Linked DNA regions of Homo sapiens: region 2 is linked to region 1. A link is a loop called in an ENCODE intact Hi-C map of the cell type or tissue named here. Cell type or tissue: A673. All regions are shown on one strand. Links, peaks and the distances in the headings refer to the core of each region. The heading gives the core; the rest is flanking DNA.

What was found. Hi-C counts contacts between places; a loop is a spot of excess contacts. Peaks named below come from ENCODE experiments on the same cell type or tissue, not always from the same donor. Only the 100,000 strongest peaks of a DNase experiment are listed, where the experiment ranks them.
Region 2: it touches region 1 in a loop (2.2-fold over the local background); 2 of 110 quality-filtered maps call a loop at or near these places.

Annotation. Positions count from the first base shown.
Region 1 is chr4:19,299,550-19,316,246 of GRCh38, forward strand. The region is part of intron 2 of LINC02438 (long intergenic non-protein coding RNA 2438); the gene reads right to left. Among named protein-coding and RNA genes, the nearest start is that of LINC02438, 150 kb to the right of the region's middle. In A673, for the core only: a CTCF peak has its summit at 9,936 (motif pointing right); a DNase peak (open chromatin) is centred at 10,012.
Region 2 is chr4:19,962,607-19,979,303 of GRCh38, forward strand. No RefSeq gene overlaps it. Among named protein-coding and RNA genes, the nearest start is that of SLIT2, 280 kb to the right of the region's middle. In A673, for the core only: a CTCF peak has its summit at 7,085; no DNase peak of the experiment used is centred there.

The sequences.
Region 1 (16,697 bases), core at 7,391-12,390:
AAATATCCTCGATAACGGCAGTAGAATTGAAGAATTATGGAACAGGATCATGAGCTAAAGAAAGGTGACAGTATTTTGTTTTACCTGATTCTTCATTTACCTACCCCCTCTGTATTTATTTATTTATCTATTTCCATTTTGTATGTAATGTAAACAACCAAAGGGACCTCACATTTTGATTCTTCCACATATCAGTGGGCATAAGACACTAGTGACCAGCTTTTGAGAAACAGCGATGGTAAATCTGCGGTAATCATTGTGTCTTTCTCAGAGTTAATCATACCACTACAGTATTACTCTGCAATCATTTAGCCACAGTAAGAAAATTCATTTTAGACAACGGATTTTCTAATTATTATTTTTTAATTTCTTTTGTTGAATGACTGGGGACTAGGGAGCCATTATTATATATATGCCTTTCAAAGTCAAACCTGGCTAAAGCTCTGAGTCTTTTTCAAACAACTTTATTAAATATTGTCAACACAAACACAGATAAAGTTGGGTTGTTCTGCAAGTTGATTTTCCTTTTCTTCAAATTAAATGATTATTTTAAACTGCAGAAAGAAGACAATCTTTTTTGTGAATGTGAGAGCTATTGATGTTCAGAAAGTATACTTTGACCATGGGTTTAAAAATCATTAAATCAAACACTAACATGCAGACAATTTAGACCAAATGTAACATAAAGTATATAATATCTTTTCAAAATAAGGAAGAGAGATATTGTTACTGAGAATAAACAGTAAAGAAAGGAGAATCGGTAACTGAAAATTTAAACTTTTAAGGATGAAGAGGGTGAGCCATCTGGATTTAATCAGCATAAATCTATAGCTTGCATTAGCTCCACAATTAAGACACTCATAAAAATCCACTGTGTGAGTAAGAGCTTTCCTGAATCATAATTTAACCATGATACTCTATCAAATGACTGTTTCATGCTTCAATTTAAAACCACAAAGAAAATGCATGAAACAAGTGAGTACTGAAAGGGAGAAAATATTTACCAATTGGTTAATTTTCTTCTTGTTAATAAAACTGATAAAAATAATTCTTTTAATGATGTTTACTATTCTAATTTTAATGTTTAGTGTCATTATTTATCAATGACGTACAATAGTATTTACTACTACTAACATAGTAAAATAGATTTATTCTACATTTAATAAGACAAAATGAAAGATATTTTATAATTTAGAGAAAGCAATTATAATATTTTAGAAGAAGGAACTGTAATAGCACCATAGTAATAATGTGTGGGGAACTACGGATGCTAGGTCCAGTGAGCTTGAAGTTTAGGAGACAATTTGCCATGAATTTAAATCGCTGTTTCATTTTGTTGCATTTTACATGTTTTAAAAATAAATTTCTGAAAAGATAGAAGATGCAAAGTTAACTGAAAAGCATAAAGTCTTGGAAAATCGTTAAATTGGAAAATGGTGGATCTCAAAGTCAGAGCTCTCAACACTTGAACAGTGGTATAGTGGGATCAAGTGAAAGTATCTATTGCACTTTTTTTTTCTTTTAAAACAGAAAGAAGAGTTCTAGGAAAGGAGACAGAAGTTGGGATCTGGAGCTCAGCAGAAACAGGAAATTCAGTCAGTAGACATTCAAAGAAATCTTGAAGAAGGGAATGAGATTTTCCATATTTCATGAGATGATGCCATGATCCAATTTTATTTCAATCCCTTTAAGTTAAATAACTTCAGTGGACATCTGGTTTACCAAGTAGCACGCCTGGGCGGACACTCAGCCCATAAAGCTTTGAGTGTGAAAAGAACCAAGAAGCTATGAAGATATGGATGAGACCAGAGCTGAAGTTGGTATAGTAAGAGCTCCACAGAGACTGGTTCAGCTGGATAGAGACAACTATCTGTGTCTATGACATAGGTAAGCAAATGATTTTCTGTAAGTAGAGCTTAGAATTGTGACACTGATAGGCTTGGAGAAGCATGAGACTATCAGAAAACTAGTAAAGAACAGGAGCCAAAGAAGATTTATCATAGAATAGTCAGAATGTAGTATACTCCTGATGAGATGGGAATAATTAAGCACCATCATCTACATGGTTGGGTAAAAGAAGGCTTTTAAACAGAATGATTCTGCAGAACACTGGCCTATAAGAATACGTTTTTCTCAGGTTCTACATTCAAATCAGCTTTGAAAGTGTTGCGGAATTCTGCCACATTCCTGTGTAGCCTCAGAGTTCATATTGACACAATAAATTCCAGAGTAAATGAGCACTGAAAAAGCAACTATTTTTAACCCGTTTACCTTTATTTAACACGGTGTTAAACCCTCCTGCAAGGGACATAGTTTATTCTCCAACAAAAGTGTGATAAAAGTTGGAAAATAGCAGTGTTTACAGGGCATGCCTAAAAGACAATGTTCAAAGATTTAAACTGATGCTGAGCTAAGTTCTTGTGATTTTTCTGAACAACAAATTGCTTTTTCTGGAAACATAATTTTTTGTGTGTTTGGTAATATTTTTTTTCCTGAACTGACATTGAATTTTTGACAAGAATGGGGGGCAAGTCAGATAACAGATGCTGCCGAATAAGGATCAAATATGGAATAGAATATAAATCTGCTTCCTTTGACATTTCCTCTTATTCTTTTGGGTGTAAGAAGGAAAATCAAGATGAATCGTGGCAGAAACTGGACTGAGGGGATTTTCTTTTTGCAAATGCATAGATATAAGACTTCTTATGACAGCCATTAATTGTTATTCTAAGAAGAAAAGATAACTTATAGTGTATACAAATGATAGAATAATACTGGGCAATAAAAAGAAACAAACTACTGACCCATGGCACAATAGGCCTGAATTCTGTACATGATTAGAAAAATAAAACAGACACAGACTATATACTTGTACTGTGTGTATCTATTCACATGAACATTACAGGCAAAAACTTGTATTGAAGAAAGATCAGAAAAGTATTTACTTCAGGAGATTTGTCGACTGCAAAGGGGCACAATAGAACTTTCTTGGAACATGGAAATGTTCGATATCATGACAATGGCATAGGTTATACTGAAGTATGCATTTGTCAAAACCCACCTAACTGCAATAATTAAGATATATATACAGGTATATTTTACCTTACTCATTACAAAGGGAGTATAACCAAATTTTAAATTCTAGTTAGTAGATTTTGTTTTTACAATGATATTGGTTAGAAATGCAGAAATGATTTTTTTGAGAATTTTTGGCTTGAGAAATGTGTAAAATAATATTAAATATAATGAGAGCTAAGTTTCTCACTGTTGGATAAAGAAGTTCCATGTATACATACACACACACACACACACACACACATACATTATGTATATACACACACATATGTATATAAACACACACACACACACACACACACACACACACACACATATATATATATCTCACTGAATATACCCTGGAGTATCAGATTGAAGTTGAAAGTCCCAGAATGAACTCATGTTTTACAAACACACACATAAAATGTATATGCACATATATATGTGTATACATGCAAACACATATATATGTATATGCATATACACAGATAAATATAATTAAATTAATCATTTTATGTTTCTGCATAAACATGTAAACATATAACAGAGAAAGAGATAGAAATAAGAAAATATTTTAATATGTGCATATATGCATATATTTATATACACATGAGTGTGTGTATTTGCATGTGTATTCCAGCTCTGTATGTTGAGGGGGAATAGAGCCATTGGCAAGTCATTAATAATGTGAAAAACTAGTGCTCAAATCTTGGTTTATAATCCCCCTCTCCAGTGACAAGAACTATAGATCCTTGGAGAAAAAGTTAAATCCAAGATTGAGGCAAGGTGTCTGAGCATCTTACTAGACCAGAAATTAAGAAAGTACTTATGCATGATGAGAGTCTACCAATAAGACACAGGAACTATGAACACTTAGGGAGCTCTTGGCCAAAACTGGAAAAACTTGAGAATCAAAATAATGTCAGCAATGTATTATAGCTCATTGAATAAAATAAAAATCCTCAGGCCTATAGTAAATAAATAAATAATTAAACAGTAATACATAAATACACAAAGATGAAAGCTCTTCCTTACAGGGAATATCAAATAAAAAATACAGAAGGAATGATGAAGGTAGAAAATTATTACTAGATGCAAAAACTAGTGAGTGAATTTTTAATGTGTTACAAGACATTTACATAATACCATGACATCTCCTCACAAGTTTCCTATCAGATACAAAGGAAAAACTGGAAAACTTAGGATGAAATACAGTAAAAATTTCCACTATTGGGAAAAACCAATATGTTGTGATATACTGAGAAGGACATATCACTTTTTATACTTCGAAAAAATGTCTAAATAAATCTTAACCCAGATTGAAGGGAATTCTACAAAAGAACTGGCATGTACACTTCAGAACTGTCAAGATCAAAAAAGACACAAAAGAAAACCAAAGAAAAATGACATGTAAACCAGTGAAAGATTCTGCATTGAATCCTGGAATATATAGCTTTAACGAATATTATTGGGGCAGTTAATGAAATTTGAATATGGACTATATAGTTTTATCTGAAGTCAATCATCCATTTTTTCCACAATAAGACTGATAACAAATATTTTAGACCTTCTAGGACGTATAGTATCTTTTGCAATGACTCAACCCTGCTCTGTAGCAAGAAAGCAGCATAAACATTGTGTAAATAAAGGAGTGTGACTGTGTCCAAATGAAATTTCATTTATAAAAATAAGTGGCATGGTAATACAGTCCTGACTGATATATAAAGGAATATTTTCCCCTGTTTTTCTGCCTTTTCTGATTTTAATTGAACATTTTATATGATTCTATTTTATCTTCTCTCTTAGCATATTGTATTTCTTCCTAAATACTTTCTACTGGTTGTCCTAGAAGTTTAAATACACATTTTAAACAAATCAAATTACCTTCAAATAACTCTAGACCATTTCTCCTTCCCATATTTATGCCATTGTTGTCATTCATTTTACCTATCCATATGAAGTCATCAGCCAGTACACTGTTACTATTATTACTTTAAATAGTTTTCTTATAGATGAAGTAAACATAAAAAAGTATTTATTTTAATATTGATTTCTTCACCCATGATCTTTCTTCCTTTATATAGATACAACTTTCTGACCTTTAATATATTTCTTCTATCTAAAAAACTTTTAGATATATTTTCTTAAAATATAGATCTGCAGGTCTAATGAATTCTTTCCACTTTTTAGTTTTTAATCAGATAACATTTATTTCTCTCACTTTTGAAGGATAATTTCACTGGATGCAAAATTCAAGGCTGTGTTTTTGCTTTTTTTTAACTTTACATACAATCATATGTTTCTTAAAAACAGCAATACATTCTAAGAAATGTGTCATTGGGTGAGTTCTTTCTTGTGCAAACATCATAGGGTGTACTTAACTAAACCTCATTGGTATAGCCTACTACACACCTAGACTATTTGGTGTAGCCTGTTTCTCCTAGGCTATAAACCTGTACAGCATGTTACTGTACTGAGTACCCTAAGCAGTTATAACACAATGGTGTTTGTGTATCTAAACCCTTATACATACAAAAGGTACAGTAAAAATACAGTATTATAATCTTATGGGAATGCCATGATATATGCATGCAGTCTGTTCTTGTCTAGAATATTGTTATGTGGTGCATGACTATATTTAACTCTGTTCTTTTCTTATTTGCATGATTTCCGACAAGAAATCTGCCCTAATTCTCATCCTTGTTCATCTATAGGTGAGGTATTTTCCCCGACCTCTGGTCTCTTTCATTATGGTCTTTGGCTCTGGCTTTCAGTGGATTGAATATGATATGCCTAGAAATAAATTTGTTTTTCTTTTTGTTTTTTTTTTGTCTTCATGGAGGAAATATGTATTCTGCTGATCTCTGAGCTTCCTAGATTGTACTTGTTGTCTGTTATTAGTGTTGTAAGATGTTTGGCCATGCTTTAAGTTTTTTTGACTCTATTATTTTTTTCTAGAATTCCAATTATGCATGTGCTAGACCTTTTGTATCATCCTATAATTCTTCAATTCTTGGATGTTCTTTTTGATGACTTTTCCTCCTTTTGTTTTCCCTCCATTTTGTTTTGAAAGGTTTGTATTGATCTAACTTCAAACTCAGTGATCCTCCCTCAATCATGTTTAGTTCTTGATGAGTATATTTAAGGCATTCTTCATTCATTAGTGCTTTTGATTTCTATCATTTAAAACAATTATTTCAATTTCTGGCTCTCTGCTTACGTAACACATCTGTTCTTGCACTTATCTAGTTTTTAAAATTAGAGCTCTTGACTTATTAATTACATCTATGTTTCCTATCAGATGATTTGGATATCTCTGTCATAAGTGAGTCTGTTTATAATGCTTTCTTGGCTTAAGAATATTTTTGGGGGTGGGAATAGAGCACTGCTATGTCTTGTAATGTTTTATTGAAAGCCAGGCAGCTATTGTTTACAGAAATTAAGGTAAATACAATTTTATTGTGGACATGTTTGTTAATTTGGGTAGGAGTTGTGCAGTGTTTAAGGACTGCTGCACCTGTAGGGACAAGAAGCTTCAGTTTACTTTTGTGTGGTGTCTTTTTTTTTTCTCTTTGTTCCTCCCTTGTTTTCTTCAGGTTTCCCTAAGAATGTCTCCTTAAATAGAGTCTGGGTCTTGAAGCGTGTTAATTTGTAATCCACTGTTATATTTGAGCCTTGTTGTGGTGGTGTTAAGGTATGAGGGAGAACAAATGTTCTATAATCTTGTGATTAAATTACATTCTTTTACTGGGCCTATGTCTAGGGACTGTGAACTTCACAGATGTTTCTCCAATAATATATTCCCCTGCCACTCCCTTGCCCTCATGCCTCTTTTGGTGAGATAGGAAGGCTACAGGGGGCGAGAATGGGAGGCATGCCTTTTCCTCAGGTGAAATAAGTTTGGTAAACTATTTCCCTGGAGAGTAGGCCTTTGGCTTGGAGAAAACACTGAGTGTTTCACGTTATTACTCTTACTCTACCTCTGCCAGAGACATGAGGGGATTTTATTGGCTCTTTACAGTGAGAACTTGGAGAGATACTTAAAAGTTAAAACCACAAAAAGTAAGAGGGCATCTCTAAAACTATGACTTTCAGGAGTTTCTCACTGTCATGTTAGTACATACAGAGCCTCCAACAATCTGTCAAAATTGTGATCTAACTATTCCTAAAAGTTCGTGACTTCAGTAGCTTCTGCTCCAGGTAAGCCAATCTCTACTACAACTATCTGAATTCTACTGTCTCCTCAGATTGTTTTCTGTTTTTCTTGTTATAAAGACAGAAGTGAAAACTACATGTCAGAGGTGTATTAAGTACTATTTCATTTGGGTCTTTGAGTTAACTATCTTTATGGGTCCCTTTCAATTCTTACATCTTAAAACGTAAGTAAAATATATACTCATTTTGAGGAAGGGAGATTCTTCACTGAAATAACACTGTAAAATATGTTCAAACTTTATAATAAATGAATGAGCCTTTCAAAGGGTCTGAGTTTTCTAGAAGTGCTTTAGCTCTAGTTCATTCTTATGGTGAAAGCTTACCTTCTGGAGTTTTCATACACATTAGCAAAACCCATTTATCTAATGCTATCCTGGGTAATGCTTAACAAGTTTATGATGGCTTATTTCAAATAAATTTAATAACTCTGACTGAAAAAAAGCATAATTTTAAAGAAAACTCAGAATAATATTTGTTTGTCATAACTCCAAGAACCCAAGACTTAAAGAGAGATAATAACGCTTTGGTAACACTCACTTGTATCCCCAAATTTACTAATTCATTTTCTTTCTCTTTTTTCCTTTTCCCTTCTCTTTTCTTACTTTCCCCATCCTTTTTAAATTTTTTGATTGATTCCTTTTATTCTGTTTTACCTCCTGATATGGTTTGACTGGGTCCCCACCCAAATCTCATCTTGAATTCTCACATGTTGTAGGAGGGACCCCATGGGAGGTAACTGAATCATGGGGCAGGTCTTTCCTGTGCTGTTCTTGTGACACTGAATAAGTCTCACAAGATCTGATGGTATTATAAGGGGGGGTTTCCCTGCACAAGCTCTCTCTTCGCCTGCCACCATCCACATAAGATGTGACTTGCTTCTCTTTGCCTTCCGCCATGATTGTGAGGCCTCCCCAGCCACGTGGAACTGTAAGTTCATGAAACCTCTTGTTTTGTAAATTGCCCAGTTTCAGATGTCTTTATCAGCAGTGTAAAATTGGATTAATATACCTTCTCTCAATTTTAATTAGTTTTACTTTTAAATTGTTATAGTGTTACTGTTTTTCTCTCCCACCTATACTTTTAATGTCTTAAAAGCCAGGAAAGACCCCCTTATATGCACTCTTCCACACAGCAGTGATATTGATGCCTTAAATATTTATGGAACTTCATTTATGGAAAACAGAAGAAAGAAAATGTGGATTTCTAACAGCTCTTTAGGAGACTACTTCCTTTATTCACAGAAAGTAAAGGCATTAATAACTTTTCAGCCTTTGTGTGGCTAATTTTTTAGTTTTTTTGCAGTTTATTCAGGGAAAAGTTACTATTAAAAAAACAGATCAAAATCTGTTTTGTTATTCAGCTGTGGGGTTGAGGTTTAAATTTGCTACTTTCTGGAATGTACTTGAGTGGAAAGCCAAGGTATAGCTTGGTATCTCAAAGTTAATGCAACCTCATTTTTTTCTCAGTGAGGATAAATTAATAAAACTCTAGATATGGAGTATTTTTGGACTTCCGTTTGTAGAGGACAGATTTAGTTCAGAAATGGACACAATAACCAAATAACTACTAGGCGAATCACAGCTATTAAGAATTTTTTAAAAGATAGGAGGGTTCAGATAGGAAGTGAGACTAAGGTCTTGAGCTAAGGAACTCAGTTTTATATTGTCTCTTATTCACTCTAATACCATTACCTACAAGGTGCTAAGAACACAATAGTTTCTAGATTGAGCACATACTACAACCTGTAAGAAGAGATGGATGCTGAAAAGACCAGTTATATGAAAACAGCTGAAGACCTGAATTAAGGCTTTCATGATAGCAGTAGAAAGAAGGTGACAGATGGAAGAAACATTCAGAAAACCAAACAATTCAAGTGAGAAATGAAAAGGCTGATTCAAGTATGATTCCGAGGTTGCAGGCTTGAGTAACTGAATATTTTAACCAGAATTGATCCTCTTAATAGAATGAAAAACAAAACAAGATAGAGATTTTGGGGCTACAAAAACAGAAAGTTGAGTTAGGAAAATATTTAGTTTGAGGTTCCTTATTTTTCTTACATATTGTGACATTAATTTGAATTCATCATTTTAATTTTTTTAGTCCTTTTCAAATATCAGTTTTTCCTTCTGATTTCTGAGTTAATATTCCTACGTTCTATTATTATTGATGATGATAAATGTGAGAAACGGGACTGCATTAAAATGATCCTTCCTTGTGTTCCTACTTTATATGACAACATTCTACATGACAGTCGCATTATTTATGTTAATCTTACACATGTATTACACTGTGACTTTGCAGATGAGAAGTTCAGAGTGATTAATAGTGGAACCTAGGTCTTTATGAAATATACCATTTCTAAGGTCAATCATCCTAGTAAATATATCTAAACACTTTTCATAACCAATGAGATGCTGTAAAAACCTAATGGTAGACAGGAAGAGTCTCAATGTTTTAAGGATAAGAATTTGAGGCATGCAGAATACTCCTTCTGGTTAAATATATTTTATCTCCTTTCAAGTACATTTAATATCTTCTCCATTTCTTTCAGCTTTTACGAGCTGTCAAAATGCTGCCCACCTCTGCTGAGGAGGCCACAGGATGAATTGTGCATTCATGTTGTAAACCACTTAGAGCTTTCTGGGTAGAGTAACTGTTACCACTTGAGGGCATCCTGTCATTATGTTCTGTAATAGTCCTGAACTTCTAAATTCACCTCAAAACCATGGCTCTCTGACAGAAGAGACTAAGAAAAAGAGAGAAAAAGATCTTTGCCGGAAATGCTGAGGCAGCAATGAAAATGATAATTTACCATGCTAAATTGGTGTTTCCTGGAGTACTAGGTCAGTGAAGACTGTATTTCAGGAAATGCTAAGTCAACAGAAGAGGATAAGTGACACAGATAGAAGTTGATGGAATCTTCCTGGCAGGGACCAAAATAGGAACTCAGACACACCAAATGTTCTAAAAGTTCAAAAGGTTTTGGCCAATCAAAGGAGGAATCTGCATTCGAAGTTTCCTGAGTAGAGAAGCAAGAAAAACATCATTCTAACAGCATTTCTTAATATAAAGGTGGCAGTGGTTCTACTTTGAACCTATCAGCTATGGGAATGATATTGAAAATGAATGGCACATCAGGTTGGAAAATTTTAATTGATAGTTTAAACCTGGACATTAGGATTTTTCTTTCCTAGGTTTTCAACAGAGATGATCAAACAAATGCTTTAAAATATGTGCAAATATGTCTGAAAATTTATAATTGCTATTATGATTCAATAAATCTTTCTCCAGTGTTGAATACTAAATAAACATTATTCATGATAATTATGATGACATAATTGCCTTTGGTATTCATCTGTGATTTCAGGAAAAAAACTAACAAATAGATACTAGGAAAAGAGAAATATTTTGTCCTGAAGAAGAAATTATGATTAAAATTAGGGTGAAGTATATAAAGCTATACTTGAAAATATTAAACCAGTAGATTTTACTGATCCAACACAATCTATAGTTTTTGGCAGGCTCAAAGTACTTGTTATAATCTGTAAGTTTATAGTTCATCCAAGTTCTCAATTTTTCTAGCAGTCCATTACAGAATTAGAGTGAATAGTAATGATTTGTTGTACCAAATTACCTTTAATTTGTTGGGAGGGTAGTGGATATGAGATGACATATTTATGAATACAGCACAGGTACCAAGCCTATTTCCTGTATTTGAAGGAAATTGAACTTTTTTCTATTACATTGATGTAGGATGCTGCATATAGTGTAAAGCAGAGAGGATATGTTTTCAATGAGGAAGTCCAACTCAGAAGCAGTCTTAAAGCAATTATTTTTATTTATAATATAAAATATAACTCTTAAGTGAGCAGAGTTAATTATACGCACAGAAAAACTGGTTATTCTTAGGAAATTTGGTTCAATACCATTCCTGACAGTTTTTAAATGAAGGGATCATGAGTACTAGGTTTTTGTTTTTTTGGTTGTTGCTTTTTACGTTTGCTTTTTTCTCATGGTTTAATCCTTAGCAACAGTGGCTGCTTTTAGGTTATTAGCAGCCACATCAGGTCAACAAAGGAAAGAGCTATGTCAAGTAGTTATTAGTTTAGGACCTGTGTTCTTTAACACACTGTCATGATTGCTTTAGTATGACAAGATAGCGTCTTTAAAAGATCTAGAAATAAACTTTTCTCATTAAAGGCAAACTATCAATTCTCTCAACCAGAAACATTTGGCAGGGTTTGTCCAAGACCAAGCTGCACAATTCAAGTTTAGTCTTGGATTTCTATTCAAAATGAAGTTGAAGTTCCACACACACAGTCAAAATAATCCCCTGGGTCCAGAAACAGAGTCTATGACAGGTTGGATAAAATAAAAATTCCAAGTTTGGATTTCCCTGATAGCTTCAGGATGACAGAAAGCTCTAGGGGTAGGAGACTAGAAAAAAAGTCCGTTAGGGAGTTAAAGTCATTTATTGCAGCAAAACCACCGAGGGATAAAAAAAGAAAAAAGAAGAAAATAGAATTCTGGTGAGGTCTAGTTTGTAGTCAGTTTCAAACAAATCATGTGTGTATGTGATGTATAGTAAATAACTACCCTAAATTGATTTCCTTATGGGGAAAAAAAGTTGCCATCCAATAGATTTAAAAAGTATTATCAGAAAAAATGCCAGAGGAGATCATTACTATAAAATTTCCAATCATCTTATAAATGCAGGATAAAAAGCAGCTGATAGCAGGGCTAACTTCTTATTCATCTCAGCAACAAGCTGTTCCTGTTCCGTGAAATGGAGTGAAATGAATGCCATGGCCTTTTTAAGCGGCACAGGGGATCTATTTATTGGGAGAAGAGATTTGCTGAATAACCATAAAATGCAGAGATAATTTTAGAAGTCAGCTAACAGCTTTGATGTGGAGACCCTCAGAATCCACCTGTCCATAATATCTATTCCTCCTCCAGCAGGCATCTCATTTATTGGAAATCATTTTTCTCATCATCGTCACCTAAAGTGTCTGTCCATTTCCAAAAAGGAGTTTAAAAGATCAACATTGACAATGACAAGTGCAACTCCTGGCATAATAAAGATTAGGGACATGGAAAATTGCCATTCAGTGCCCATTAATTTTATTGGAAAACAGAAGAGAGAATGTGTTTTAGATATTTTTTATTAGCACATGTCTGCTTTGGTTCTCTGTGTGCATGACATGAAAGGAAGGTGTAGTGTGAGATGAAAAGGTACATCCAATGTCTTTGGTGGTCCATGCAGGTTTTCTTTGTTGACTAGAAGGATGAATGGGTTTATTAACAGATATTGTTTTAAGTTGAATCTCAGATTTATTTTGTGTATCAATAGCAAACATTTGCGAATGCAATTTTCTGGTATTTTCCTTTTACTATTACTTATAATAAAAATCAAACTCACTGTAGCATCCTTCTTTGTACCAAACTGATGTGGTTTGGACTTGTGTCCCTGCCCAAATCTCATGTTGAATTGTAATCCCCATTGTTGGAGAGGGACCTGATGGGAGATGACTGGATCATGGAGGTGAACTTCCCCCTTGCTGTTCTCATGATAGTGAGTGAGTTCTCACAAGATCTGGTTGTTTGAAAGTGTGTAGCACCTCCCTCTTTGCTCTCTCTTCCTCCTGCTGTAGCCAAGTAGGATGTGCCTGCTTCCCCTTCCCCTTCTGCCATAATTGTAAATTTCCTGAGGCCCCCAGCCATGCTTCCTGTACAGCCTGCAGAACCATGAGCCAATTAAAGCTCTTTTCTTTATAAATTACCAGGTCTCAAGTAGTTTGTTATACCAACGTGAGAATGGACTAATATACAAATATTTAAAGCAAAAAATAATAAACTTCTGATAAAATATAAATACGGTCTCTCAAAGATATAAAATATGTAGTCGTTCCTATTTTAAGCAAAGTAGCTTATAAAAAAAAGAAAAGTGGCCGGGTGCAGTAGCTCACGCCTGTAATCCCAGCACTTTGGGAGGCCGAGGCGGGCAGATCACGAGGTGATGAGATCGAGACCATCCTGGCTAACGCGGTGAAACCCCGTCTCTACTAAAAATACAAAAAATTAGTCAGGCGTGGTGGCAGGCGCCTGTAGTCCCAGCTACTCGGGACACTGAGGCAGGCGAATGGCGTGAACCCAGGAGGCGGAGCTTGCAGTGAGCTGAGATTGTGCCAGCCTGGAAGACAGAGCGAGACTCCGTCTAGAAAAAAATAAAATAATAATAATAATAAAAAGAAAAGCAATAATAAGAATTCAACCAAAAGGGATAAAGTCAGTCTGAACCTACCCACCTCCCTTCTCCCCGCACCAGTTTGCATGCACCCTCTTATGTATATTGTATGGTTAAAATATGTAACTGAATTTTTAAGGGAGGTTAGAAGATAGATGCATTTTAGGCTTGAAGACATTGCTTTGAAATCAAGGAGTGAGGGAAACACAGAACAGATATTGTGATTCAGAACACGATAGTAACATAGTAAGGGAAAGGATATTCCCTTGAACATGTACGACATTCAGTAAAGTCAATGATCAGCCACTGAAGAGTGAAATACTGATGTTTAAGATTGTGTAGGTGTAAATTTGTAGAGATCTACACATAAGAAGGTATGCTGTTACTTCAGCTCTGACTTAAATGGTGAACCTCTATTTCCAGTAGCATGATGGTCTATGTATCCTGAATGACCATCCAATCAAAACCAATAAAGTGTTTGAAAATAAAATATTTCTTAAATCTTATTTATTGGAATACTGAGGAGACACGGTAGAAAAAAAAAATCAGTGTCCCAAAGTTAAACAAAAGCAGAAACACTAGAGAGAATAAATAACCTCCAAAGTCAGCTGAGGATTCCAATAGGAAACTTCAGCATAAAACCAGAAGCTCCAAAGTGCTATCTTTGGGTCTTTCAAACCTCCAGAAATGGAGCTTTTACACATTACATAAACATAGTTGCCTCCTCATGTGAGAAACACCACTGTCCAACACACACAATTTCACATAGACTTCAGGAGCAGTGCAGTTTTCTGATACTTTTTGTACCCAGAAAAATAAAGTTTTGTTTTTAAACTGCTTTAGAATTTATAAGATATTTTGGCATATGTATCTTCATTTTACCTCAAAACCTCCTTATGATGTTAGAATCTTTTATTAATCTGGTTAAGAGATTAAGGAACCTGTGGTAAGAACAAAGACTGATGCAGAATTTGGAATTAAATCTGTTTTTTTCTGATTCTGAAGCTTGTATACTGTCCCAATCTCTCCAAATGCAGTCTGTTAATGTGGTAAATTTCATTTTCTAGGTTCACCCTACATCAGTGGAATAGTTCATGCCCTGGGAAAATTTGGCTCCCTGCCTAATAGATTGTTCAAAGTCTTAAAACAAGAAAAGTGAAGTATTTTCTTCATTTTGTTTTTTTCCTGATGATCCAGCCTAGAAATTGAGTACAGAGCAACAGAAAGCAATGACACCCACAAGTCATTCCAAACTTTCTGGGTTATTAAACTTAATGGATCCAAGTCACGCCTATGTAGTTGGCTCAATAAATCAGTACCAGAGGAGTTCCAATTCAAAATAATCTCTACTTGAGCTTACTACTAATTTCTTATTCTTTATCAAATGCATCAGGTCATCTATGAGCCTGAAGAGTATTTTCAATTAACTATCCTAAAATCTATTTTTATAATTTTTAACTTTATAAATAATCTAATGATGTAAATCAGTAAACATGAAGATATATTAAAAAACTGAAACTAAAACTAAAAACCAGAGGAAACCCAATAATAAAAAATTTGCAGAAAGTTTCTGGCAAATAAAATCTTACACCAAAAGAAACAATAAAATTTAATTTTACATTGAAAGAAATACTTTCAATGATGATGGTAATTATATTGATGAAAACATCTGTGTCTCATATATATCATGTATATATTTATATGTGTATCATATGTATGTGTGTATATGAACATGCATATATATGTGTGTATGTGTACATATATATATATTTTTTACATTTATAATATTAGCCCTTATATGACTTGAGGGAATTATATTAAAATGTTATTTTCCTTTGGTATTTAAGACATTTCAGGAAGGGAAGATTTCAGAGACTGGATTATTACAAGGACAACACTATAACACTCAGAGACTAATAGTGCAATGGAGGACTAGCTTCCACTCTCTGAAGGGATTTGACAGGCATCTCAGTAATCCAGTAGATGACAGTTTCATATCCTAGACCCTAGAGGTCGAGTAAGTGGAAAGAATTTTGAGTACATATTCGGGTGGGTAAATTCCCTCTTGTTCTCTATCTCTGTATCTTTCTTTCCTTTTAATTTTTATCATTAAAGAAAAAGACTGAATTACAATTTTGGCCTGGCCCCTGATAGAGAATGGCTGCATTTGTGAACCTTGCCTCTACCTGAAGTAGAAAAACTTTTTCTAGTTATTCCTTCAAGGTCTGCCATCTCCTTGAGGCTTCTCATAAAATGATAATTGTAACAATACTACTAAATTGCATACTTATCATGTTTCATACGTTTATAAAATTTTTCCCAAACATTTTCTCATTTGATTATCACAATAGCTCTTCGATGCCAGAGAGGACAGGTGATTCCATCTCCATTTTGTTACTGGTTATACCAAAGTCTAGCCTGGAGACGGTTACTACCTAATGTATTCAGCCCTACAATGATTGCTCTCTGCTTTTGAATTCTTACTGCACATGTAGCCTGTACCATTTTCTAAACCTAGATCGTTGGTGGGTATGTCAAGATCTTTCTGGTGGGTAATAATATAATAATAACTCACATATCATTCTCAGAATATGTCAAGTACTGTTTAAGAACTTTACATGTATTAATTCATTTAATCCACATCATAATCCTAAGAAGTTAGCAATATTATTATCTAAATTTTACCAGGAGGAAACTTCAACAAAGAGCTTAAGTGACTTTCTCAACCCACGTCTCTAGTAGGTGGTGGAGGCTGAATACAGAGAAAGTCAGTTGGCTTCCAACACCTGTGCTCTGGTAGACTAGCTTTTGATTGTATAGTTTTAATGTAAATGTCATTGTTCTTACTATTTTAAGTTATAACTAACATACTTCAGGTTTAATAAAAGCAACAAGATAGCTTCTAGTTATCCAATAGAATAATTGTGGAATCTGTTTGAAAGCTACAAGTCTCTAGTCATGGAAGTGTTTTCAGTGGCCTCTGCTGCCCTCAGCCCCATAACTTTTTTATGTACTTGTGTAATAGAATACACTGAAAATGGGAGTGAGGCTCCCACAATAGCCAAGTTCCTTTGGCCAACTATGACTTTACTATTATTGTATTACAATAGCAGGCTGCCTATGACATGAGACAGAAATTGACCGTATTTATAGTTAGTTATCCCATATTTCACAAATC
Region 2 (16,697 bases), core at 4,074-9,073, 660 kb after region 1:
TCCAGTGACTTTGGAACCAAGAAAGATTATTCAAGTATAGTTTCATTAGATTTGGGGATGAAGAAGGCATATAGTAAATTTATTCCCGTGAAATCCCATTGCCAAAGAAGAGAAAATATTACTCAATTAAGAGAATAGGGAGGGTGGAGAATTTACACTGACACTTTGTAGTGTAATTGGTGTCAACATTTTTCTCAAAAAGAAGGATGGCATAGACTAGGTAAGTTTCCATTACTCGCTCACCCAGTGAATCTGGCTGATGAGTTTAATCAACAGATTGCAACATCTTTTTGCCTTAGTCCATTCAGGCTACTATAATAAAATATCATAAGCTAACTAACTTATAAATAATAGTGACATTTCTCACAATTCTGGTGGTTGGGAAGTCCAAGATTAAGGCATCAGCAGAAACAATGGCTGGTGAGAGCATGTTTCCTGGCTCAAAGATGATACCTTCTCACTGCATCCTCACATGGTGGAGGGTGAAATGCAGCTCTCTGGGGCTTCTTTTTTATGGGTATCAATCCCTTTCAAGAGACTCTGCCCTTGTGAACTTATTACTTCCCAAATGCTCCATTTCCTAATGCTGTGGGGTGAGAATTTCAACATATGAATTTTGAGGAAATATAAAACATTTAGTCCATTGCACTTTCCCAGTGAAAAACTACATGGCCTTTGAAATCTTATTAAATATTTTTACTCCTCTTAGCATTTCAAGCAAATACAACCAATCAATAATTTAAATTGGTTTCTATACCAGTTAGACCTTATGTTAACTGAATGTAGCAGAATCCTCAAATAACATTGGTTTATTATATCATATAAATGAAATCCAGGTGTAGACAGGCTAGGGATGTTATGTTGTGTCTACAAAGTACTTAGGACTTAGGATTTATTTAGCTTTCTATTCTGTGAACCTGAGCACTAAATTCTATATTTAATTTCACTTTATGGTTCATGTTTGATTCATCTTGTCAGCATGTAAAAGTTAGGGTTTTATTAGCAGTGCAAAACAACCATAAGGACATAAAGATATTTATTATAGGGATTAGACCTTGTACAATTGTGGGAACTTGTTGAGTTGCCCATGTTGCTGCTATGTCTGATCAGTCAGCAGGGATCACAGTCAAGGATATGGGAAAGCAAAGAAACATTTGAATGCATAAGGATAAGATTGAACCCATGAGGATGCACTGGACACTACATCAGTCTCTCAAACCCACAAGCATACAACTTTATTATGCAGGCCATCTGAGAAGACCTAGAAGACTCTGATACAGATCTGCACAAGGGCCTGAATATGTACACCAGGATTCAAAGACAATAAAGAAGATTCAGCTACTGTCCCACCAGGCACCTCATGGTGGCTGAAGTTTAAACCATCATATCAACATTCTAGCCAGTAATATGGAGAGTGTACTTTTCATCTGAATCAGTTCTTCTTTCTCTCTCTCTTACAAAATTTTCAGCATATGATACCCTATTGTTAACTATAAGCAAACTGGTACAGTATTTTTATAGAAATTTTACACCTTGCATGAAAAGTTCAATACCCAAGAAAAATAAAATCCTCATTTCTCCCTACACTCAGCCTCTGGCAACCACCAATCTATTTTCTTTCTATGATTATGCCTATTTTTGATACTTCATATAGGTGGAATCATGTAGTATTTGTTCTATAGTGGCTGGTTTAATGGAAGTAGCATAATGTCTTCAAGGTTCTTCTGTGTTGTATCATATGACAGAATTTTCTTCTTTTATTGTTGATTAATATTCCATTGTGTGATATGTGTGTGTATATATATATATGTGTGTGTGTGTATGCATATAGCACATTTTTAAATGTGCTATAAAAATGGGCAAAATCCATTTGCCCATTTGCCTTAATCTATTTTCTGTTGTTTATAACAGAATATTGAGACTGGGTAATTTATGAAGAAAAATAATTTATTTGTTATAGTTGCAGAAGCTGAGAATTCCTGGGTTTTGGTGCTGTACCTGGTGAGAGCTTTCTTGCTGGTGGGGAGTCTGAAAAGTCTTGAGGTGGCGCAGGGCAACACTTGGTGTGAAGGCTGAGCATGCTAGCTCAGGTCTCTCTTCCCCTTTGTTTAAAGTCACCAGTTCCACTCCCATGATAACCCATATATTCATTAACCCATTGGGCCTTCATGGTCCAATCACCTCTTAAAGGGCCTATCTCTCAATGCTGCCACTCTCCAAAGTTGGAGAGTGCAAATAGTCAAACCACAGCACCATTCATCCATCAAAGGACATTTCGATTGTTTTTATCCTCTTGGTTGCTGTGAATAAAGCTGCAGTGGAAATGGAAGTGCAACTATCTCTTTAAAATATGATTTTAATTCTTTTGGATGAATACCCAGAAGTGAAATTGCTATATCATATTATCATATGGCAGTAGCAGTTTTAAGTTTTTGAGTAAATTCTATGTTGTTTTCTACAGCAGCTGCACCATTTTATATTCCCATTAACAGTACAAAATGGATCAAATTTCTCCACAGCCTTGCCTTGCCAACATTTGCTATTTTATGTGTGTGTGTGTGTGTGTGTATGTGTGTGTGTATATGTATGTATGTATATATATAGTCATTCTAACAGACATGAGGTGATACCTTATTATGACTTTGATTTGCATTTTCCTAATGATTAGTGATATTAAGCATCTCTTCTTATACTTGGGCTTTTGTATGCCTTCTTTAGAGAAATGTCTAGTCAAGTCCTTTGCCTATTTTTGATCAAGTTATTTGTTTTTGTGCTATTGAATTATAGGAGTTCCTTATACATTTTGGAAATTAACTCCTTATCAGATGCATGCTGTATTAGCCTATTTTCATGCTTCTAATAAAGGCATCCCCAAGACTGGATAATTTATAAAGGAAAGATGTATAATTGACTCACAGTTCCACATGGCTGGGGAGGCCTCACAATTATGGCTGAAGGCAAATGAGGAGCAAAGTCACATCTTACATGGTGGCAAGCAAGAGAACTTGTGTAGGGGAACTCCCCTTTATAAAACCATCAGATCTCATGAGACTTATTCAGTATCATGAGAATGGCATGGGGAAGACATAACCCCATGATTCAATTACCTCCCAATGGATCCCCCCCATGACATGTGGGAATTATGGGAATGATGGTAGCTATAATTCAAGGCAAGATTTGGTTGGGGACACTGCCAAACCATATCATTACTCCCTGGCCCCTCCCAAATCCCATGTCCTAACATTTCAAAACCAATCATGCCTTCCCAACAGTCTCCCAAAGTATTAAATCATTTTAGCATTAACTCAAAAGTCCACAGTCCAAAGTCTCATCTGAGATAAAGCAAGTCCCTTCCACCTATGAGCCTGTAAAATCAAAAGCAAGTTAGTTACTTTCCATGTACAGGTATTGGGTAAACACAGCCATTCCAAATGGGAGAAGTTGGCCAAAATAAAGGGGCTACAGGATCCAGGAAGTCTGAAATCCAGAAGGGCAGTCAAATCTTCAAGCTCCAAAATTATCTCCTTTGCCTCCACGTCTCACATTCAGGTGATGCTGATGCAAAAGGTGGGTTCCCACAGTCTTGGGCAGCTCTGCCCCTGTGGCTGTGCAGGGTACAACCCCCCTCCCAGCTGCTTTCATGGGCTGGTGTTGAGTGTCTGCAGCTATTCCCAGCACATGTTGCAAGCTGTCGATGGATCTACCATTCTGGGGTTTGGAGGACTGGGGCTCTCTTCTCACAGCTCTACTATGCAGTGCCCCAGTGGGGACTCTGTGTGGGGGCTCTGACCTCACGTTTCCCTTTTGCACTGTCCTAACAGAGGGTCTCCATGAGGGCCCTACCCCTGTAGCAAACTTCTGCCTGGACATCTAGGCATTTCCATAATCAACTCTTGGTAACAATTTAGTGTATTGGTTCATTCTCACATTGCTATAAGGACATGCCTGAGACTGGGTAGTTCATAAAGAAAAGAGGCTTAATTGACTCACAGTCTTGCAGAGCTGGGGAGGCCTCAGGAAACTTACAATCATGGAAGAAGAGGAAACAAATAGTTCCTTCTTCTCATGGAGGTAGAAAAGGGAAGAGTGAGAGCCGAGCAAAGGGGGAAGCCCTTTATAAAACCATCAGATCTTGTGAGAACTTACTATCATGAGAATAGCATAGGGGAAACCACCCCTGTGATTCAATTACCTCCCACAGGGTCCCTCTCACAACACATGGGGATTACGGGAACTACAATTCAAGATGAGATTTCGGTGGGAACACATCCAAACCATATCACATGCTTTGCAAATATTTTCATCCATTCAATAGGTTTCCTTTTCACTCTGATTCTGTTTTATGTTTGTTTGTTTTGTTTTCCTTTTGCTTTGTAGAGGATTTATGGATTGATGTAGTCTTGAGTATGTTTGTTTTCTAGTCGTTGATATATTTAAGAAACTATTGCCAAGACCAGTTTATTGAAGGTTTTCTTCTCTATTTTATTTTAGCAGCTTTTAACTTTTGGGTCTTAAGTCTTTAATGCGTTTTGAGTTGGTTTTTGTGTGTGGTGTAAGATAAAGGTCAAATTTTATTATTTTGCATATGGCTGTCCAATTTTCCTAGCACCATTATTTCTTTCTTTCCAACTTGGATTCCTTTTATATCTTTTCTTGCCTAATTTATTTGACTAGTATTTTCAATACTATGTTGAATAAAAATAGTTAGAGTGGAGGCCGGGTGCAGTAGCTCATGCATGTAATCCCAGTACTCTGGGAGGCCAACGTGGGTGGATTATCTGAAGTCAGGAGTTTCAGGCCAGCCTGGCCAATATGGTGAAACCCTGTCTCCACTATAAATACAAAAATAGCCAGGCATGGTGGTGCATCCCTGTAATCTCAGCTACTCAGGAGACTGAGACATGAGAATTGCTTTAACCTGGGAAGTGGAGATTGCAGTGAGCTGAGATTGTGCCATAGCACTCCAGCCTGGGTGACAAAGTCAGACTGTCTCCAAAAAAAAAAAAAAAAAAAAATAGTGAGAGTGGGCATCCTTTAGTCTTCCCCGATCTTGGATAAAATGTTTTCAGTTTTTCAGTGTTCAGTAGGATGTTAGCTGTGAGCTTTTATATATGGGTTGTATTATGTTGAGATAATTTTCTTCTATTTCCAGTTCTTGACAGTTTTTTATCATGAAGGAGTGCTTAGTTTTGTCAAATGCTTTTTCTTCATCTATTGAGATGATCATGTGATTTTCATATTTCATTGTATTAATCTAGTGTATCACAATGATTGATTTTGGTACATTAAGTCATTTTTGCATTCAAGAAATGTAAATCACATTTTGTCATGGTATACAATCCTTTCAGATGCTGTTGGATTCTTTTTGGTAGTATTTTGTTAAATATTTTTGCATTTATATTTATCAGGGATATTTGGCTATATATATTTTTTTCTTCTAGCATCTTTGTCTGGCTTTCATATCAGGGTAATACTAGCATCATAAAATACATTTAAAATTGTTCCCCCACCTCTTTGATTTTTTTTTGGAGAAACTTAGAAGGATTGGCATTAATTCTTCTTTAACTGCTTCATAGAATTCTGCACTGAAGCCATCTGGTCCTAGGCTTTTCTTTTCTGAGAGTTTTTTGATTACTGATTCAATTTCTTTACTAGAAATAGATCTGTTTAGATTTTCTATTTCCTTGTGTTAGTCTTGGTAAGGTGTATGTTTCTAGAAAATTATCCATTTCTTCTTGGTTATTCAAGTTGCTGGCAAATAATTGTTCATAGTAATCTCTTACAAACCTTTTAATTTCTGTGGCATCAGTTATAATGTCTCTTCTTTCATTTCTGATTTCATTAATTTGAGTCTTGTCTTTACTCTTAATCTAGCTAAAGTTTTGTCAATTTTTTGATCTTTTCAAAACACCAAATTTTAGCTTTATTATTTTTTCTATTATTTTTCTATTCTGTATTTTTTAAATTACTTCCTAATCTTTACTGTTTTTTTTCTTCTGCAAATTTTAGGCTTATTGTGTCCTCTTTTTTTCTATTTTTTGCAAATGTAAAGTTTGGTTTTTATTTAAAGTCTTTCCTCCTTTTAATATAGATATTATTGTTATAAATTTTTGTCTATCTGTATGTCTTTCTTTTTCATTTTTAAGTATGATTTTGTCAGATGCAGTATTCTTGCTTGGCAATATCTTTTCTTTCAGCACTTTGAATATCACTCCATTCTCATCTGCAAGATATCTCCTGAGAAATTCGCTGTCAGTCTGATGGAAGATCCTTTGTATGTGATGAGTAACTTTTGATGCTTTCAAAATTCTCTTTATCTTTAGCTTTTGACAATTTGATTGTAATGTATCTTGTTGTGGATTTCCTGAAGTTCATTTTACCTGGAGTCCATCAGGCTTCTGAGTCTCTGTCTCTTCCACTTCTTGGATTGATAATGCATATTCTTATTGGCTTGATAACATTCCATAAGTCTTGCAGGCTTTCCTTATTCTTTTTTATTTTTATTTTTTTGTTATTGATGTGGTAACTCTGACAGAATAATTTCAAACGACTTGCTTTAGAGTTCATTGATTCGTTTTTTGTCCTTGATTAGGTCTGCTGCTGGTCTCCTCTAGTGAAACTTTCAGTTCAGTTACTGTATTCTTCAGCTACAAAATTTCTGTTTGGATTTTTTCTCTCTCTTTCTAACTCTGTCTTTGATAGAGATTTCCTATCTCTTAGTTGGCATTCTCATTTACCCTGAAAAGCATCCTTATGGAGATTAATTGCAATTATTTGTCAGATAATTCATATATAATTATGACTTCAGACTAGTTTCTGAAGATTTATTTTGTTCCTTTATTTGGGCCATGTTTCCCTGTTTCCCCATGTCTTATAACTTTGTACTATGATCAGCACATTTGAAAAAACAGCCATTCCCAGTCTTACATGCTGGCTTCATACAGGAGAATGCCCTCACAAATCAGGCCAGCTGGAGATTCTGGGGGCCTCTGAATCCTTTCATGGAAAGTATGCATCTTCTTTGGATGTGTGTGTGTGCAATTTCTCAATTAGAGGGGCATGTTTTTATCGGGAGCTTGTAATCTCCCACCCCCTCTGGTGTCTTTCTGCATCACTGCATGTTCTCTGGTTGTATAGCAGCATGCCACTCCACTCACCCTTCTTTTTAGTAGCCATAGTCATCCAAATTATGGAGACTCCTTATCAGCCCACCGAGTCAGGCAAAACAGATACCAGTCCCTTCATTATCCCTCTGAATACCCAGAATACCAGATGCACAATCCACTTCTCACTTTCTCCCAAGGAGAAATCTCAAGTTGTGTCTTCTCCTGATTTCATTGAGCCATGCTGGCCACATTAAGCCACTCTTTACTCTTCTTTGCTCTCAGCAGCCTGCAGGCATCCAAACTATGCCAGTTAAGACAACATTACAATTGAGGTGAGACAGAAACCAGTCCCTTTGAAAGACCTTCTAAAAGCCCGAAGAATTGGACATATACTACCCTTCTCTTTTTTCCCCAGAGGGAGAAATCAGAAACCAGGTCATTCTCTCTTATCACTATGCTCTGCTGTCTTGAAGGAAGAGCTGATGTGGGTAGAGTGAAATTACTCTTCTCACCTATTTAAATGAAGATGTCTTCAGCTTTGTTTTCACCTGGGGTACTATAACTTCCTAACTGGATCCAGAAATTCTTACAAAAAGTATTTGGGTCTATATATCATTATTAAATTGGTGTTTCTGTGAGGGAACAAGGGTTGAGGCTTTCTATTCCAACGTCTTGCTAACATCGTCTCTGAGCCAACACTTTTAAAGCAACCTCTCCAGAAGTTCTACCTAACACTTATTGAAAATTAAATATTTAATGACTTCATCACATGACAAGACTGCCACAAAAGCTGAGAAGTAGTCTTTATGTTTAGCAGCTATTTGCTCAACTAAAAATGTAGTTTCTGGTTTCAAGGAAGAAAGAAATAATAGATACATTTAATAACAACTGGCCCACGACATAGCACTTCCAAATGAAAAGGGTAGCCTGCTTCCTCAGCAGAATATATAGAAAACATTTACATATGTTACTATCATAGCACCTACACCTACCTGATGTATCTTGTTTATTGTCAGCCTCTCCTTGTAGGATGTGTTATTTACTGCTATAAACTCCAAAACCAACAATGGTACATGAAAAGTATGAATTCCCAATAAAAAAATTATAGGATTATATTTATTAAATACACGAATAGCTTTTGCCATCCCATTGAGCATGCCCATGTTTAATTATACCCAAGATGCAGGTCTTTGATACTTCCCAAGATATGACCACAAATCCCAACTATGTATCAAATTGCACCGTTGAAGAGCTTCTAGGAAAAGTTAATTTTAACCAAATTTAGAATGTCCTTCATAGGCCTGAAAACTATTCAATCCAGCTCCCATGCCTGAACTGACCATATCAGTTTAGGTTCCTCTATTATATAATCTTCTATTACCTTGTCCTCCTTTATAACATTTATTGCAACTGGAATCCATTAATTACCTTTATAACTCGACAGTTTTCTGCTAGATGTGAGGACAAAGAACTTGTCAGTTGTATTTATTGTCATGCCTCCATGTTCTATCAGAGCAGGTGCTGAATAAATATTAATTGAATTACTGAATTTACTCATTAATTAAATCTACAGCACCTGCTCTTTTTTTTAATCTTTACCTGTAACGTATCTAGCCAGGCTTAGAGTTTCACAATAAAGAATTTTAGAGTCATGACAAACCAAGTCATTTTATTATTGAAGAAAGAATTCTGGAGATTACTGGCAAACTGTCTAAAATTAAAATCAATGTGATAATGGCACTAGAACTGGGACCCATGCCTCCATTGTCTCAGTTCAACATTACTCATTGCACTCTACTGACCTTTATGCTGAGAGTCCTTCAGCAACCCCATCTTCAAAATCATTTTAGGAATCTTGAGCTATCAGAACCATATAATTTGTTTTTATGTAGGACTCCTAATTATGTAGAGCTTTGGAAAAAGATAAGAGAGAACTCTTACTACTGAAAGTCAGGCATCTAAGGTCACAAGAATGACACTTCCTTCTTTCAGCTGCCTTGAACTGCAATCCTGTCTTTCCTCCTTTCTTACTGGCAAGACTTCTCAATTTTTATTAACTTCACTTCATCTCTCTTTTTAAGCTCTGTTCTCCTCTCATTCTAGATACTTACAGGAGATCTTGTCCTTTCCCATGGTTTCAGTTATGTTGTGTAAGCTGCTGGTCCTAAAATATATGTCTATACAATAATGAATACTGCTAGTGACCTACTCAGACTGACTTGTATCCCTCTGTGTGCTTATCCTCTAGTTTCTGTGTGCTTTGCTGTCAACAGCTCCTACCTATGACTTGTAGAGGATTTCCCATGGCCACTAGAATTGACTCACTCACGTGGAATGCCAGAAGTACCTTGGAATTTTATGTATTCATTTCTCTACACTCCAGGGTATAAGACCTAGGTCCTTTGATTTCCTTGGGATGAACTCTCAGGTATGATTTATGCTGTAAAGATCTCTGCATATTGGGTAGAAGCTGCATAACAGAAATAACTCTAGTGCTTGGCTTATTTCTTTTCTCTGCCCTGCTTCATTCACTTCCTTAATAAATCATTTGCATCCAAATTTTTGGCTTACATTGTGTCCCAAAGAGAATTCCACCTATGCCACAAAGTTTATACCTACCTTCTAAACTCCAGACCTATACCTCTAATTGCCTGCTGAGCAACTTCACTTGGCTAGCTCACAGACCAACTTTACATGCCTACGACTGAACTCGTCTCCTTCCTTTCCAAACCTGCTTATACCCCTGCATTTTCTATCCTACTGATTACATTATCATCCCTATGGAGCTCAAGGTATCAACCTGGGATCGCTTTGTTGCTCTCTTTTTCTCTTTCCATCTTACCCTTGAACCCTGTTCAACCAATCACCAATTCCTGTTATGCCTCTTGCTGAAGTAACAGAGCTCTTCATAGCTGAAGCCACATGTCTTTCACTTGAATTTTTTCAACAATCACCGAATAAGGCTCCTCAGCTTGAGATACACTGCTGTCCATATATTTTCCACACTGCAACCAGAGCAATCTTTATAAAAATATAAATCTCATTATAATCCTTATCTTCTATGTAAAGAAAATGAAACAAATTCTCTCACCCTAAGTCCAGAGGAAACAGTCTGAAAAATTTACAAAATCTTCAATATCTGGGCCTTTGCTCACCTCCACAGTATCTGGGCTTCAGCTATTTGACATATCTTTAGATTGCCTGACAAATTGTGCTCTCCCACATTCAGACCCTTACCCAAAAAGCTTTCTCTTTTTGCATGTCCTATTCAACTCTAAATACTGCCTCCATCATCACTACTTTCAACACCTCCTTCTAGTATCTTTATATTTATTTACTCAGTCAACAAATGTCATTGAATCTGTATGATGTTCCACGCACTATTCCAGGTAGTGAAGTAGCTAGACCACTAAATTCATAATATTTCAATACTTGATTGGAAAGGCAGATATTAATCAATTAACTACACAAATGTGTAAAACTGCAACTGTGCTAAGAACTACTAAGGAGATATACACAGAGCTACCTATTCCTTTACTATACAGATTTTTTTCTAGACATGAAAGTCCTCTCTAAGAAACTGATAATGCTTCAGCTGAGATCTACAAAACTTACAGTAAATAAATGAAGAAGAGTAAAATAAGTATTCTCAACATAAGGAATAACCTAGAAAAGACCTTGCCACGGGAGAAAACACTGAGTGTCAGTGAGGTTAAAAATAGGCATTCAGCTTAATTATCATGGCCATAAGGAAGCTGCCTAACCACCCAAGCCCCATCTAGGAGGTTGGCTCAAGGCACCATTGTCATGCTACTCTGTATGTCTCCCTGTGCAGAGCTCTATTAGGACATTTACACCATACAGTGTAACTGTTTATTTATATACTCAACACATGCAATTCATTTAGGACCAACACTGTATCTCTAGAACACATTGCAAGGATGATATTTTAAAGAGGGAAGGAAGGAAGGAAGGAAGGAAGGAAGGAAGGAAGGAAGGAAGGAAGAAAGGAAGGAAGGAAGGAGGGAAGAGGGATGAGAGATGAAGGAAGGGAGAGAGACAATAATTAGTTTAATGGCAAATGAAGAGTAACCTAACCTCTTGGGAGGTGTGAGGCAATTCAGGATATACATAGGAAGGATTTATTTTAAAGTGTGAGAGTTGGATGCATGTGTCCATTCATGGGAACATATATATATATATTTTTTTTTTTTTTTTTTTTTTTTTTTTTTTTGAGACGGAGTCTCGCTCTGTCACCCAGGCTGGAGTGCAGTGGCATAATCTTGGCTCACTGAAACCTCTGCCTCCCAGGTTCAAGCGATTCTCCTGCCTCAGCCTCCTGAGTAGCTGGGATTACAGGCATGCACCACCATGCCTGGCTAATTTTTCTATTTTTAGTAGAGACGGGATTTCACCATGTTGGCCAGGCTGGTCTCAAACTCCTGACCTCGTGATCCACCTGCCTTGACTTCTTAAAGTACTGGGATTACAGGCATAAGCCACCACACCCAGCCCATGGGAATTAACTTAATGATGAGAGAAAATGATGCTTTTTGGTTCTCAGATATCCTGCAACACAGCCTCTAGGAATAAAGGATGAGTAATTGAGTTTGAGTTACTGTATGGGGTGGTAGTGGATAAATCCTCCAACCTAAGTCCTTCTCAAGAGATTTGAGCTCTGGGGACTAATTGTCCAAGAAAGACAAAGTTTAGCATGAGGCATTGTTTAGGGAGAGTACAAAACAGTAACCTAGGCAAGGTTGTTATGGCTGAAAATTGAACAAAACATTTTTTGTCTCAAACAATTTTTTTTCAAAATGACAGAAAACTTGAGAGAAAGAGGCTCATTTAAATAGCTGGGCAATATGAAATTGCCTTTATTCATCTTTTTTTGTATCTACAAAAATTGCGATTTCACATGGCCTAACTTAATACTAGGAAAAATTAAAAATAAATGAGTAATAACTTCCTGAATATTTTGGCTATCTCTAACTAATATACTTTTAAAGTATATTATGTTGTCTATGGTAAATAAATTTCTGTATGTTCACCAAATGATGGCATATATTGATCAGGAAAGAGAGAGTAAGTTTCAGAGAAGTATATTCATTTATTTAACAACTATTTCTTGTTCTCCTACCAGGTACTAGGCATTGTTGTAGGGCCAGGGCAATTAAAAAAAAAAAAAACAGCTACTAATGTGTAACAAAACATTTAACGAACACAAAAACACAAATATAAATTTTTATTTATATACTATAAATGGAATGAAAAGTATAGCACACTATGAGAAGGAACAATAGAGAGCATCATGAGTTGGAATGTGTTCCCTCAAATCTTATATGTTGTAGTTGTAACTCCCAGTATCTAATAGTGTAATTGCATTTGGGATTGGCACTTTAAAGAGGTAGTTAGGTTAAAATGAAATCATTATGGCGGACCCTAATCTAATATGATTGATATTCCTACCAAAGGGAAAATGAGTACATAGACATGCACAGAGGGCATGATATGGTTTGGATGTTTGATATGGTTTGGATGATTGTCCCCTCTAAATCTTAAGTTGTAATGTAATTCCAAATGTTGGAGGTGGGCCCTGGGGGGAGGGTGATTGGATCATAGGGGTGGATCCTTCATGAATGGCTTAGCACCATCCCCTTGGTGATGAATGTGTCCTCACTCTGGTAGTGCATGCAAGACTTGGTTGTTTAAAAGACTGTGTGTATTAGTCCATTTTCACATTGCTGATAAAGACATACCTGAGACTGGGCAATTTACAAAAGAAAGAGGTTTAATGGGCTTACAGTTCCACATGGCTGGGAAGGACTCACAATCATGGTGGAAAGTGAAAGGCACACCTTGCATGGCGGCAGACAAGAGAAGAGAGCTTGTGCAGGGAACCTCCCCTTTTTAAAACCATCAGCTCTCATAAGACTTATTCACTATCACAAGAACAGCATTGTGAAAGGCCCGCCACCATGTCTCAATCATGTCCCACTGGATACCTCCCACAACACGTGGGAATTATGGGAGCTACAAGATGAGATTTGGGTGGGGACACAGATCAAGCCATGTCATTCAACCCTGGCCCCTCCCAAATCTCATATCTTCACATTTCCAAACCAATCATGCATTCCTAACAGTCCCCCAAGTCTCAACTCATTTCAGCATTAACTCAAAAGTCCATGGCCTGAAGTCTTATCTGAGATGAGACAAGTCCCTTCCACCTATGAGCCAGTAAATTCAAAAGCAAGTTATTTAATTCCTAGACACAATGGGGGTACAGGCGCTGGATAAATACAGCCACTCCAAATGGGAGAAATTGGCCAAAACAAAGGGGTGACAGGCACTATGCTAGTTCAAAATCCAGCTGGGCAGCAAAATCTTAAAGCTTCAAAATGATCTTCTTTGACTCCATGCCTCACATCCAGGTCATGCTGATGCAAGAGATGGGCTCCACACCCTTGGGCAGCTCCAACTCTGTGGTTTTGCAGGATATAGCCCCATTCCTGGCTGCTTTCACAGGCTGGCATTGTGTCTGTGGCTTTTCCAGGCATATAGTGCAAGCTGTCAGTGGATCTACCATTCTGGGATCTGGAGGATGGTGGCCCTCTTCTCACAACTCCACTAGGCAGTGTCCCAGTAGGGACACTGTGTGGGGGCTCTGACCCCAGATTTCCCTTCTGCACTGCACTAGCAAAAGTACTCCATGAGGGCCCCACCCCTACAGCAAACTTCTGCTTGGGCACCCAGGCATTTCCATACATTTTCTGAAATCTAGCCAGAGGTTCCCAAACCTCAATTCTTGACTTCTGTGCACTCACAGGCTCAACACCACATGGAAGCTGCCAAGGCTTGAGGCTTTCACCCTCTGAAGCCACAGCCCTAGCTTTACATTGGCCCCTTTTGGCTACGGCTGGAGCAGTTGAGATGCAGGACACCAAGTCCCTAGGCTGCACACAGGATGAGGACCCTGGGCCTGGCCAACAAAACCACCTTTTCCTCCTAGGCCTCCAGGCCTGTGCTGCAATGTCTGTGACATGCCCTGCAGACAATTTCCCCATTGTCTTGGTGATTAACATTCGGCTCCTTGTTACTTAGGCAAATTTCTGCAACTGGTTGAATTTCACCTCAGAAAATGGGATTTTCTTTTTTATTGCATTGTCAAGCTGTGAATTTTCCTAACTTTTATGCTCTGTTTCCCTGTTGAAACTGAATGCCTTTTACAGCACTCAAGTCATTTCTTGAATACCTTGATTCTTAGAAATTTCTTCCCCCAGATAAACTGAATCATCTCTCTCAAATTCAAAGTTCCACAAATCTCTATGGCAGAGGCACAATGCCACAAGCCTCTTTGCTAAAGCATAACAAAAGTCACCTTTGCTCCAGTTCCCAACAAGTTCCTCATCTCTATCTGTGGCCATGTCAGCCTGAATTTCATTGTCTATATCATTATCAGCATTTTGGCCAAAGCCATTCAACAAGTCTCTAGGGAGTTCCAGACTTTCCCATGTTTGTCTTCTTCTGAGCCCTCCAAACTGTTCCACCTTCTGCTCCTTACCCTGTTCCAAAGTTGCTTCTGCATTTTTCATGATCTTTTCAGCAACAACCCTCTCTACTGGTACCAATTTACTCTATTAGTCCATTTTCACATTGCTGATAGAGACATACCTGAGACTAGGCAATTTACAAAAGAAAAAGGTTTCATGAACTTACAGTTCCACATGGCTAGAGAGGCTCCACAATCATGGTGGAAGGGGAAAGGCACATCTCACACAGCAGCAGAGGAGAAGAGAAGAGAAGAGAAAAGAGAACCTCCAATTTTTAAAAACCATCAGCTCTCATGAGACTTATTCACTATCACAAGAACATCATGGAAAAGACCCACTCCCATGATTCAATCATCTCCCACTGGGTCCATCCCACAACATGTGGGAATTAAGGAAGCTACAAGATGAGATTTGGGTGGGGACACAGAGCCAAACCATATCACTGTGGCACCCACCTTTCTCTCTTGTTGCCACTCTTGACATGTAACATGCCAGCTCCTCCTTTGCCTTTCACCATGCTCATAAGTTTCCTTAGGCTTTACTGGAAGCCAAGCAGTTTCTGGTGCTATGTTTTCTACACAGCTTGCAGAACTGTGAGTCAATTAAACCTATTTTCTGTATAGTTAGGCAAAAAATGGCCTAATACAGAAAACAGGTATTGAGGAGTGGCATATTGCTATAAAATTGCCCTCAGATGTGGAAGTGGCTTTGGAATTGGGTAAGAGGCAAAGGTTCTAAGAGTTTGGAGGGCTCAGAACAAGAAAAAAAAGAAAGTTTGGAACTTCTCAGAGACTTGTTAACTGGTTTTGACCAAAATACCGATAGAAATATGAGCAGTATAGGTCAGGCTGATGAGGTCTCCAATGGAAATGAGGAAGCTGTTGGGAACTGGAGTAAAGATTATTTGTAATATACCCTTCCAAAGAACTTGGCCACATTGTGTTTATGTCTTAGAGATCTGTGGAAGGTTAAACTAAAGAGTGATGACTTAGGGTATCTGGTGGAAGAAATTTCTAAGCAGCAGAATGTTCAAGATGTGGCCTAGCTGCTTCTAACAGCTTACAGTCAGATACAGGAACAAATAAATGACTTAAATTTGGAACTTATATTTAAAAGGGAAATAGAACATAAAAGTTCGGAAAATTTGCAGAGTAGTCCAGTGGTAGAGATAGAAGCTAAGCAGGCTGAGGAGGAACCATTTGGTAGAAAGATTAGCATGACTAAAAGGGAGCCAAGTGCTAGTATCCAAAACAATAGGGAAAAGGCCTTGAAAGTATTTCAGAAGTCTTTGAGATAGCCTCTCTCATCATAGGCCCAGAGACCTAGGAAGAAAGAATAGTTTTGGGGGCCTGGCCCAGGGTACAACTGCTCTGAATAGCTTAGGACACTGCTCCCCATATCCTGGCGACTCTGGCTCTGCTGTTAACTCAAGGGAGACAAGGTAGATCTTGGGCCACCACCCCAGAGGGTGCAAGCCATAAGCCTTGGTGGTTTCCACGTGGTGATAAGTCTGCAGATTGTTTGAATGCATGCTTGAAGGAGGCTTGGGGGCTTCTACTTAGATTTCAGAGGATGTATAGAAAAGCCTGGGTACCTAAGCAGAAGCCTCCCACAGGGGCAGAGCCCCAACAGAAAAACTGTACTAGGAGGAGAAATGTGGAGTTGGAGCACCCACACAGAGTCCCCACCAGGACACTGCTTATTGGAGCTGTGACAAGGAGCCCACCACTCTCCAGACCCCAGAATGATAGATTCACTAGCAGCTTAGACCCTCTTCTTGGAAAAACTCCAAACACTCAACTCCAACCTATGAGAGAAACCACGTGACCTGTACCCTGAGAGGCCACAGGAGCAGAGATGCTGAAGGTCTTTGGAGCTCACTCCACACACCAGGATGCAGAACATGGTGTGAAAGCTTATGTTGGAGCTTTAAGATTTGATGTCTGCCCTACAGGGTTTCAAAATTGTATGAGACCTATTACTGCCTTCTTTTGGTCAATGTTTTGCTTTTGGAATGGAAATGTATACCCAGTTCCTATAC